2 separate regions of the Mus musculus genome follow, and region 1 is linked to region 2. A link is a loop called in an ENCODE intact Hi-C map of the cell type or tissue named here. Cell type or tissue: gastrocnemius. All regions are shown on one strand. Links, peaks and the distances in the headings refer to the core of each region. The heading gives the core; the rest is flanking DNA.

The links. Hi-C counts contacts between places; a loop is a spot of excess contacts. Peaks named below come from ENCODE experiments on the same cell type or tissue, not always from the same donor. Only the 100,000 strongest peaks of a DNase experiment are listed, where the experiment ranks them.
Region 1: a loop joins it to region 2, with 2.1 times the contacts of the local background. A loop is called at or near these places in 1 of 42 quality-filtered maps.

What each region holds. Positions count from the first base shown.
Region 1 is chr9:55,137,866-55,143,240 of GRCm38, forward strand. No RefSeq gene overlaps it. Among named protein-coding and RNA genes, the nearest start is that of Ube2q2, 8.8 kb to the right of the region's middle. In gastrocnemius, for the core only: a CTCF peak has its summit at 2,389; a DNase peak (open chromatin) is centred at 2,398.
Region 2 is chr9:54,860,631-54,866,005 of GRCm38, forward strand. Ireb2 (iron responsive element binding protein 2) reads left to right here and starts at 3,125. Exons shown (of 22, transcript NM_022655.3): 1 at 3,125-3,266; 2 at 4,677-4,766. The coding sequence starts at 3,248. In gastrocnemius, for the core only: no CTCF peak of the experiment used is centred there; DNase peaks (open chromatin) are centred at 3,054 and 3,401; H3K4me3 peaks cover 2,206 bases; H3K27ac peaks cover 1,550 bases.

The DNA.
Region 1 (5,375 bases), core at 226-5,225, 280 kb after region 2:
GGCTGAGCCAGGTTATAGTGCACACTCATGCTTTTCATCCCAGGAGGCAGAGGCAGGCAAATCTCTGTGAGTTCAAGGACAGCCTGGTGTTTTCGGAGTGAGTAGAAAAGTCAGTGCTAGCTACATGTGGGACTTGTTTGGAAAAAAAACAAAACAGAGAGGATGGGCAAGAGAGAGCCATGGGGAACAAGGCAGAAAGCACTGTTGTTTTACAGACCAGTTCTTGCCTCTAGGTTCCTGCCTTGGCTTCCCCTGATAATAGGCTGTAACCTGTAAGCCACAACAAAAAACAACCACAAAAAACTGCTATCTTAATGGCCATCAAGCCCCAGGACTCCAACTGTCTCGGTCTCCCCAGAGCTGGACTTACAGGAGTCTGCCACCTTACCTGGCTTGCTTGTGTGTTTGTTTTAGTTTCGTTGTTTTGTTTTGTATTTTGAGACAAGGTTTCTCTGTATAGTCCTGGCTGTTCTGGGACTCGGTTTGTAGACCAGGCTGGCCTCAGCTCACACATATATGCTTGCCTCTGCCTCCCATGCCATCACACATGGGTTCTCCTATCAAACTCAGGTCTGCATGTTTTTACGGCTGTAATCAGGTTTGCATGCTTTTATCAGCCTTGACTGGCTGAGTTATTTTCCCAGCTCCTCCCATCCCAGTCTTCTTTTGAGTGTTTTGTGTGGAACAGCTCAGAAGTCAAAAAAGAAACAATGTAATCTGTTTTAGCCAACACTGAGACAGGCCCCTGCCCGCCTTCCCTTTCTTAGGACATTTATTACAAAAGGAAATATTTTCTATGTCTTTGGTGTGTGTGTCCATCAACGCATAGTGTTTTGCTCAAGGACCCAAAAACCATTACTTTGAAACGTATCCATCAGAACGGACAGGGAAAAGTGGATCCTAACTTTGAGAGTGGCACCATCGCATCCCTGCAAGCCCTCAGCAAGCTCTTCCCCTAGGACCAGTTCACTCCCCTGACCCTCCTTCTCAACCTGACCTGTCACCGATGCACACACTGGAACGGAGCTTGGCCCTTTCCCCTGTTGTCAGAAGTTACTGAATGAAAAATCTGTTCTCCTCACTTTAACTATTGTCTGGCTTTATTTAATCACTGTCAGAACCTTCCCCAGATACAAAGATTATTTAAAGAATGGTTGGCAGCCGTGAGTGATGCAAACATCAGTAATAGGTTTATTTGTTCTTTTTTTCTCCTTTATTTTCCCTTTGTGACTTGTCTCTTTCCAGGAAGGACACAGTCCAGAAAGAGTAATACAATAAGGCCCAATGGGAAGCCAACTGTCCTGAGAGGGAGTCTGTTGGTTAGGGAACATGCTGAAAACAAAGCACCTAAAATAGAGTACTGACATTCGAGAGCTTCTTTCTCTCTTACATAGTAGGTAGGAGGTGAGTTCAGCAGGAGAAGGGCAGCTGTGATCCCACTCTGCCACCATGGAAGTGATAACGTCTTTTCCAGGTGTACCCCCTTGTCCACATCTTAGCTATTGGGCCCCACTGATAGTGGTGGCTCACACCTTTAACCCCAGCACTCAGGAGTCAGAGGCACGCAGATCTCTGTGATTTTGAGGCCAACGTGGTCTACAGAGTGAGTTCCAGGACAGTTAGGGCTACACAGAGAAACCCTGTCTCAAAAAAAAAAAAAAAAAAAAAAAAAAAAAAAACAACAACAAACCAAAACAAACCAAAAAAAAAAAAAAAAAACAAACAAAAAACCCAAACAAACAAAAAAACCAACCAACTAACAAACCAACAAACAATCTCCTCAAAAGGGAAACCCAGGTGCAATTGGCATAGTGAATATCCAAAACAGAACAGAAGTATCCTGGGGGAGGGGGGAATGAAATTGGGGTCCAAAGGGATTCTAGAATATTACCAGTTTTATCAGAGAGACCATATTTGTATTTGGAATCCTTGTTCAATGGCTTACTTCTGGGACAGTGCCGACTAAGACCAAATCTGGGATCCTTTGAAATTCAGAGGGAAACTACACCACATAACTGTTGCATTTAGAAAGTAGAAGAGAAGTCAGTTCTTCAACCAAGACAAAGTATTTCTCCCTGGCCTTCTCTGTTCTCTGCCAGGAAGCACTACTAACTACTGGGCATGCCTTCTGTCCAGCTCCTGTGGCACTTACGTTTGCTCTGTTCTCACACCTGTGGGCTCCTTGACCATTTCAACCCTTTGAGCTAGCAAATTCCCTCACGCATTCTTGGAACTAAGCATGTCTGGATGGTGGAAAATATGAATTCTGTCCAAGACCTCTTGACACACAAAGAAATCAAGTATCAGAGAATGTGACTGGCCACATGTTCCCGGGAGAGTAACCCCGGAAGCCAGCTCAGTGCCATTCTGGTATTCTGCCATGAGCAGATTTTGTTTTAACCTCTGAGTGGAGCTCCAGGCTTTTAGCTGGAGCGTGTTTGTAACTGGTAAAGAGGCCTCCACCCTGAGTGGGCTGTGTTGTCTACCCTTGCCCATGAGATTTGAAGGACTGTGCTCATCACTATTTAATTTTTCATACTTTGTAAGATGAGACCTAAATGTAACCAGGGAGATAATCTATTGATTTCAGGCTATTCAGAATCCTATAATGCATTCATTGATTATGGAAAATGCAAACAGAATCAAGCTCTTGTTTCCATGAATTTCTCTTGGAAATCACACCCCTTGATGACCCGAATCTGATCCCAGAGGAGGAAGACCCCCTTAAGCCAAAGTGAAAGCACCAAGACACTTACTCAGCTTGGTCTGGGGAGAAGGATTTTTTTTTTTTTTTTCTGAAACAGGGTACCATTTAACATTTGTGAAGCATCAGTGAATTGGCTGTTTGTCTAGAAGCCTGGTGTTCAGGTGTTTGTAAATCAAGCTCTGAATCACTTCTATTTCAAGAGTCCTTTTGTGATTAGAAAACAGATCAAATCAAACCAGGAGCTGGGGAAGTAGCTCAGTGAGAGTCAAGGGCTCACAGTGTAAACATGAGCTCCCAATTTGATCCCCAGCAGTCACATAAAAAAAAAAAAAAAAAAAAAAAAAAAGATGCCTATAGTGGTACAAGCCTATAACTCCAGAGCAGGGGAGGGGGGGGGGCGTGCAGGAAGATCTCCCAGCTTTGCTGACCAGCCAGTTCAGCTCAAACTCTGAGCTTCAGGCTCAGTGAGAAACCTAAAATACAAACAAACAAAAATAAAGTTGGGGCTGGGAGGTAGGGCAGTGACAGAGTGCTTGCCTAGCAACTTATGAGGTCCTGGGTTCAAACCCTAGCAAACCAAACAGATATGTACTGACTTTTTAAATTTTCTTTTCAAAATTCTTCCATGACTGACATCTCTCTATCTTAAATATGTAGAGACTAGTTTAAAATTATGTATTTAGGCTACTGACATGTATCTATCCAATACCAATATTTTGGAAAATATAAATAAGCAGATAGAAAATTGAAATAGCCTCAAGTCACTGCCAGGAAATGTTCATTATTAATATGATGGTGCATCCTTCCAGGTACTTATACAGCCTGGATAAAGGCCCTCAGTTATTCCACTGGGTAGTCCAAAATGTTTGAAATGTCCAGTTCTAAGACTTGGAATCCTATTTTATCTTTTACAATGATAAAAGTGCTTTTCTATGCACAGACATACATATTTTGTGTGTGTTTTATATGTGTATGCTTGCGTGCACACACACACACACACACACACACACACACACACACACACAGTCTCCTATATAGAGGCCAGAAGTCAACATTGGCTGTCTTGCTGAATTGCTCTTCATGATATTTTCTGAGACAGGGTGTCTCACTGATTCAGTTGACCTGGCTGGCCAGGAAGCCTAAGATCCTTCCATCTGCCTCTCCAGGCTGAGGTTATAGTTTTCTGTTACCAAGCCCAGTTTTTAATTTTTAAAAATATTCCTTGCCCTATGTTCCTAGGTGCAGACCTGAGATACAAAGTCTCTATCCGGAGATACAAAGTCTCTATCCTGAGGCTCCCCCTCACCCCCAGCACACCACAGTCAGCATCTCTTTAGGCTGTGTGGCATCACTGCTTTCCTGCCGGTCTTCCATCCTATTCACTATTACTCTGAATAAAACTCTTTCTGGACTATCATCACCCCTCAGATTCAGCAGCTCTGCCCCAGGCACGTCCCTAGAGTTGGCAGGATACTTTCTGATCTCACTGCTGCTCGCTCTGCTTCAGCTTCTCTCACTACTGACGTGGGCTGATCCAAAGTCTCTGAGAAATTGTTTGTTTGGGCTGGAGAGATGACTCAGCGGTTAAGAGCACTGACTGCTCTCCCAGAGGTCCTGAGTTCAATTCCCAGCAACCACATGGTGGCTTATAACCATCTGTAATGGGATCCAATGCCCTCTTCTGGTCTTTCTGAAGATAGCTACAATGTACTCACACATAAATAAATAAACAAATAAATAAATCTTTTAAAAAATTGTTTCAAAAAAAAAAAAAAGAAAGAAAAAAAAATTTAAGCCGGGTGTGGTGGCGCACGCCTTTAATCCCAGCACTCAGGAGGCAGAGGCAGGCGGATTTCTGAGTTCGACGCCAGCTTGGTCTACAAGGTGAGTGCCAGGACAGCCAGGACTACACAGAGAAACCCTGTCTCGAAAAACCAAAAAAAAAAAAAAGTTTCACCAGAGCATCCTCTCTCTCTCTCTCTCTGCCTCTCTGTCTCTCTCTCTGTCTCCTCTTCTCTCTCTGTCTCTCTCTCTGTGTGTCTCTCTCTGTCTCTCTCTTCCCCCCCCCCCCCCCGCCGTGTGTGTGTGTGTGTGTGTGTGTGTGTGTGTGTGTGCATATGCATGTAGAGGCCAGAGGACAACTGAAGTAGAAACAACATAAGGGTTCTTTGGAAAGTTAGTATTTTGCTGGGGCAAACACATGAAGGAATGTTTAGCTGAAGCAGACACAGGTGAAAGGATGTTCGGCTAAAGCAAGCATGTGAAAGGACATGTGATGAGGGATTCTTTTCTAACAACATGCATGCATTGGTCTGCCTTATATCTCAGAGTTGAGCTGCATTTGTCGAGACTCCATAAAGAAGCATACCAAAAAACTTCTGTTAGTGCGCTGCAGTTTCTTGTCACTTCAGCAGACTTGGGTTGATTGGTAGAGTGATGTCAGCTGAGACGGACACACATGCTGAGGCAAGACACTTGGAGGACACCTGATGTTGGAGGGTATAAATAGGACTTGAAGGGCAGAGGCAGAGGCTGAGCTAGGCTTGCTGACAGAGCTAGCTGTGCAACACTTGTGGGTCTTGAGTTTTTCGCTGATTTTTGCTTCCTTGAGAGAGGCATAGCTGAGAACTTCTGGTGTTCCTCTTGGTCCTTGCTGCTGGCCACTGCT
Region 2 (5,375 bases), core at 151-5,150:
TGGCAGTTTATAGCCTTTGCCATTATAGAGCGTCAACATTGTAAGTAAATACTTTTTTAAAACTTGGTTGCATAAGTTTTCATGAACTTTGAAGTGAGCGCTGTGATGCAATATCTAAAGGTTGGACTCACCTGATGAACCTTAGCATGAAGAAACAATGAGGCAAGTTCCAATTAATGAACATTTTGCAAAAACAACTATGTGCTTTGACAGATACCAACAGCACCAAGGAAAATAAGCAGCTAAGAGACTATCCTAAGTACAGACTAGACAGGATTGGATTTTAGTGGGAAAAAGTTTCTAGAAAAACAATATTATCTAGGCGTGGTAGCACATGGCTGTAACACCAGTACTTGGGAGGTTGAGGCAGGAGAACTGCTATAAGTTTGAAGATACTTTGGGCTTTTTTCCCCTCTGAGTCAGCTCGAGACACCCAAGACCAAGTTCTCAGCAAAAAGGAGGGACAGAGGACAGGATAGGGGACAAAGACTGGAGATAAAGGACAGGGAGAAGGGGAAGGGAACAGGGAGGGGAGAAAGGGAGCAGGACAAAGGGGGAAAGGAGCATGTCTGTGGGGGAGGGGAGCAGGGGACTGCCTCTGGATGGAGAGCAGACAGACAAGCCTCCTAGGCATATGACAGTTTATAAAGGGAAAAGGGAAACCCTGGGTTAGGGTGAGGTTTTAAATTTAATTGTGCGTGTTAATTAGGTGGGCCAAAGGGGGCTGTTGATTGCTGGACTTCAATCTTTTAATAGCTGGACCTTTGTTGTCAGCCTCAGGAGGAAGAAGTAGCTAAATAAGGGAACAGACCTTGATTGCCAGCTTTAGGAGTGTAATCTAACAGTTTTACAAGGCAGAGGGAATGAAGGAGAAGGGCAGGCCCTGCCAGAGCCACGTTTGTCACGCGTGGGCAGCCTAGTGTCCCTTTGGGGTTGTCTGGTGAATGTGGAATCAGCCAGAGCTACACAGCAAGACCATCTCAAAACAAATAAATAAAACAAGGTAAACAATTGAAACAATTGGCAACATTTTAAAATTTGGTTGTAAATGATGTCAATGTTTGATTATAGAATATTAATAGGGCTGATTCTTCAAATGCATAAAGTGTAAATATTAATGGTACTGTACCAGTGCTAAATTTCCTTCTTTCTTTCTTTCTTTCTTTCTTTCTTTCTTTCTTCTTCTTTTTTTTTTTTTTTTTTTTTTGAGACAGGGTTTTTCTGTATAGCCCTGGCTGTCCTGGAACTCACTTTGTAAACCAGGCTGTCCTCAAACTCAGAAATCCACCTGCCTCTGCCTCCTGAGTGCTGGGATTAAAGGCATGTACCACCACGCCCAGCTAGTGCTAAATTTCTTGAATTTAACTGTTGTAGTGTGGTTGTATGAGAGACTGTCCTGGGGGGATGGAGAGATTGCTTAGCAATTAAGGCCATTTGTGCTCTTGTAGAAGACTTCAGTTCAACCCCCAGAACCACAACAAACGAATTTTCAAAAGCTCAAACTAGTGAAAACCATGAGATTTGAGAGATAGGTTGGTAATTAGGATGATTCAACACCCTCTTCTGGCCTCCTTGGGCACCTGCACACACATGACATACACTAACATTGAGATACACATATAAATAAATCTTTAAAACATAAAAAGAAAAGCCCAAGTCTTGAAAGAGTGAGTAAGGGTTAGCCAACGGTGTACAGGAGTGTTGTTTCAAGAGAAGCAGAACTATTCAGTTCAGCCTCGTGAACAATGAAGTTATACGTGAGCTCTTGCTTCCATCTGAATGCATCGCAAATCCAGACTCAGTTTCTTGGTATGTGAGTTTGGTTACTGTGTCCTTCCTAGTTTGTTTCAGTTTCATGGAGATGATTTCGAGAATAGTCATGCCCTTGAGACTTTCTGAGAAGACTGTCACAGTTGTTAAGGTCAGGAAGCCAGTGGATCAAGTGGACTTCTAAACAGTAATGGAAGAGAGGAGCCAAGGATAGCGTGCTGGTATGTGCTTAGGCGGTGGCATTCGCTGGTGTAGGTGACAGACACATAAGGACTCAGTCACTGGCTTGGGTGGCAGTGGTTGTGGTGGTGGTTTTGCATAGGAGATGCCTGTGGTAACAAGCGTTAGGATATATTCCTCTAAGCTTAGGAGATGGGTTTGAGTTGTAGGTAGGCTAGAGAGCATCAGCTTATGAACGGATAGCTGGAGCCAATAGACAGATGAATGAGCCAGAGGAAATGAAATCTGGTGCAAAGCTCATGTCACGAGATAGAGTTAATGACAGTACACTTAATAGCTGGGCAGAGAAAGGCCCTGGTAGAGGAGACTGGGATGAAGCAGGCTTGGAGGCCAGGAAGTACAGAATAGTTTTGGAATTATGGAAGCTAATACAGTTTGTCTTAGCAAACATACTAAACAAACAGTTAAAGCAAGAGCTGGGGTATTAGCAAATAGTTATGCCTACCTTTATCACAGGCATTTTTGGAAGTGGAAACCAGTCTGAGAAGGGATAGGAGTGGGGAAGAAAAGGGCAAACCAGACAACTCCAAAGAGTCCGCTAACCAAAAGACAAGACAGGGAAGACATAAGGACTCTCCCTGGCGGGGCCAGAGAGAAACTTAGGACACCATCACGTTTAACTGCTCCTGGGAAGAGAAAGGTTGAAGTTATAGGAAAGTATGGACATTTTAATTCATTCAATTAGTCGATTGCCTATGTGTCCCATTAACCCGGCCTTGTTCTCTTGAGAATGCACGAGTGGGCGCCTCATTACATCACGGCTTAACACAAGGCTTTACCATGCAGGGAGAACTTGAGTCCCAATCCTGGCTCTTTCCTACAAGACAGTCCTGCAGACATCGCGGGACCTCAAAACCTCACGGTATACTTTTGGGCCCACAAGAAAGTAACGGAACCTATGGCGTCCCGTTGTCAAAGTTACTAACCTCCCAGGGTTCCGCCCCCCCACCTCCAGCTCTGGAGAACAACAGAGGCTGCGCAGAGACCCGCCTACCCGCTGGCTCCGCCCCGCTCTTTCTTTGTTTCGCCGGTCCGAGGATCTCGCGAGAGTTAGCCGGCAAATCCCGCGAGCGCGGACCCCGGGCCAGCTCTGCGGCTCTCGCGGTGCCTGCGCGAGACTGCTTCCTTCCTCCTTTCCCCTGCCCGTCCGCCCGTCTTCCTCCCTCTCTTCCCGGCCTGGCCTCCCCCTCCTTCCCCCGCTGGCCCCCTCCCCGCAGGGATAATATGGTCTCCGGCGATGGACTCCCCAAGTGCAGGTCAGTTCCCGGCCGCCGCCTTAGCGTTGGCGGCTGGTGGCGTGCGCTGCTGTACATCCGTGGCCCTCGCTGTGCTCTGCTTACGGTCACCCGGGGGGGCGGTCGGGCCCTCAGGGCTTGGTCGTTCTCTCCCCTCGGGGCGGAGGCCGCGAAGGCCGGGCGTCCCCGCCCGCGCGTCCCGCTCTTCAGCGGAGCGCTAATTCCGCCCCTGGCCGGGGCCCGCTGCTTGTTGGCTGCAGCCTCCAGGCCCCCAGGAGGAACTGCTGGGGCAGGGACAAGCCCACGTCTTTCTCTGCCCGCCCCCCTTTTGTGAGCATTGAGTGTCGGAAGACCTGGCTCCCTTGTTTGGCTTTCACTCTGCTGGCTGATCCTTCTACCCAGCATCCTGGGATCTCCCTTTCTTTGCTCCTGGAAGTGGAGGGGCTGTCGAGGCTGAACGTTAGCCGGTTCCCAGATCATTTGTTGCAGTCTCCTCCCCCATCCACCTCCCTCCACAAAAGAAAAACACTGTTCTTTCTGAATGGACTGTGCTTGTCTTTTCTGGTTTTGGAAGAAGATCTTAGAGCAATGTTTAAGGGTCTCACCCATCCAAGTAATGAGGCCGCATAATGAATTTTTATCTACCTCACCCTTTCTCACAACACTGAGAGTGGGGGCATATTCAATTAGTGCATAACCATTAAGGGTATATCTCTTAGTAGAATCTAATGTGCCAGTTTACCTAGATATTTTGATGGTCACTTTAAAAATCATCTTTAGTGTTCTGTTGTTGGATTTTTAATTGCCTTTTGAACCTCTAACAATGGTTTTGTCAAAGCATTATCTCTGTACTTAAGCATGTTCAGGGCACGATTTCTGAATGCTTGTACATCATTTAAACCATTCTTATGGTCTCTTTGCAGACATTTAACATTTCTAAGATTGAAAAGCCATTGGGTGGGTAATGCTGTAATCCCAGCATTCAGGAGACAGAATGGGCGATTATTGCCTCTACTTGCAGGCTCTCCTGGGTTGCCCAGTGAGGTTAAGTCCACTCTGGGATACAGTGACAACACCCTGTGTCAACAGGCAAGGTAGAAAGCTGTCTGTCTCACTAGTTTCTGTTTGACAAGAGTCGAGGTTTAGAATTGTCCCCTTGCAGTCCCGTGGAGACGAGTCTTGTGTCTGTGGTATGGGACAGTCAGCACCTCCATCACTGCCTCCATGGTTCAAGGTGGCCCTCGTAGCTGCCCCGCAGGGTAATGCAAATGTGCAATATTCCCATCAGCTTTCCATCACACACAGAGTTCTGCTGAGCAAAAGTTTGGGTGTTTTCTCTTTGAATAAGGTTCTTGGTAACTGTAGTTAATGTACTTAATGTATTTGATGGAATGTATTTAATGAAAGGCATTTGTTCTTTTTCTTCTCCAGGATACACCTTTGAGTACCTTATTGAAACATTAAATGGCAATTCACAGAAGAAGTTCTTCAATGTACCTAAACTTGGCGGCACCAAGTATGGTAATGTTGCTTTACGTTTTTCGTGGGCTTAGTTTCTAGTAGTTACAGTGCATTGGTCAAGGTGAGCAGAAGACATTTTATAAAACTTCCTTTGGGACTTTTGGTTGAGAACAATAGAAACCATACCTCGATTTCTTCTTTAAACTTTTAGTTAATTAGATGCTGCCTCTCCTCCCCTCCCCCCAGAAGCTAATCTTATTTTTAAAAGAGAACATCATAATCTATAGTGACTGAATGTGTGTGTTAACTTTTTCAATGGTCAGTGCCTCTGGTTATTGTTTTGTTTTTGTTTTTTTCAGGACAGGGTTTCTCTGTAGAATGTGACTGTCCTGTCATCCACTCTGTAGACCAGGCTGGTCTCATACTCAAAGATCTATCTGTTATTGCCTTCCAAGTGCTAAGATCAAAGGCAGGGACCGCTACTGCTTAGAGCCTCTGATTATTCTTTAAAAATATTTATCATCTTTAAATAGAATCATCAACTGAGCCCACTGGTTCAAATTGTTCTTCACTGCTAGGCTTGATTCTCTGACACTTTGGTAAACGTTTTCACATTCCTCATCGGGGTCAAACCTTTCATCGCATTCTCAGAAAAATGAACGTGCTTAA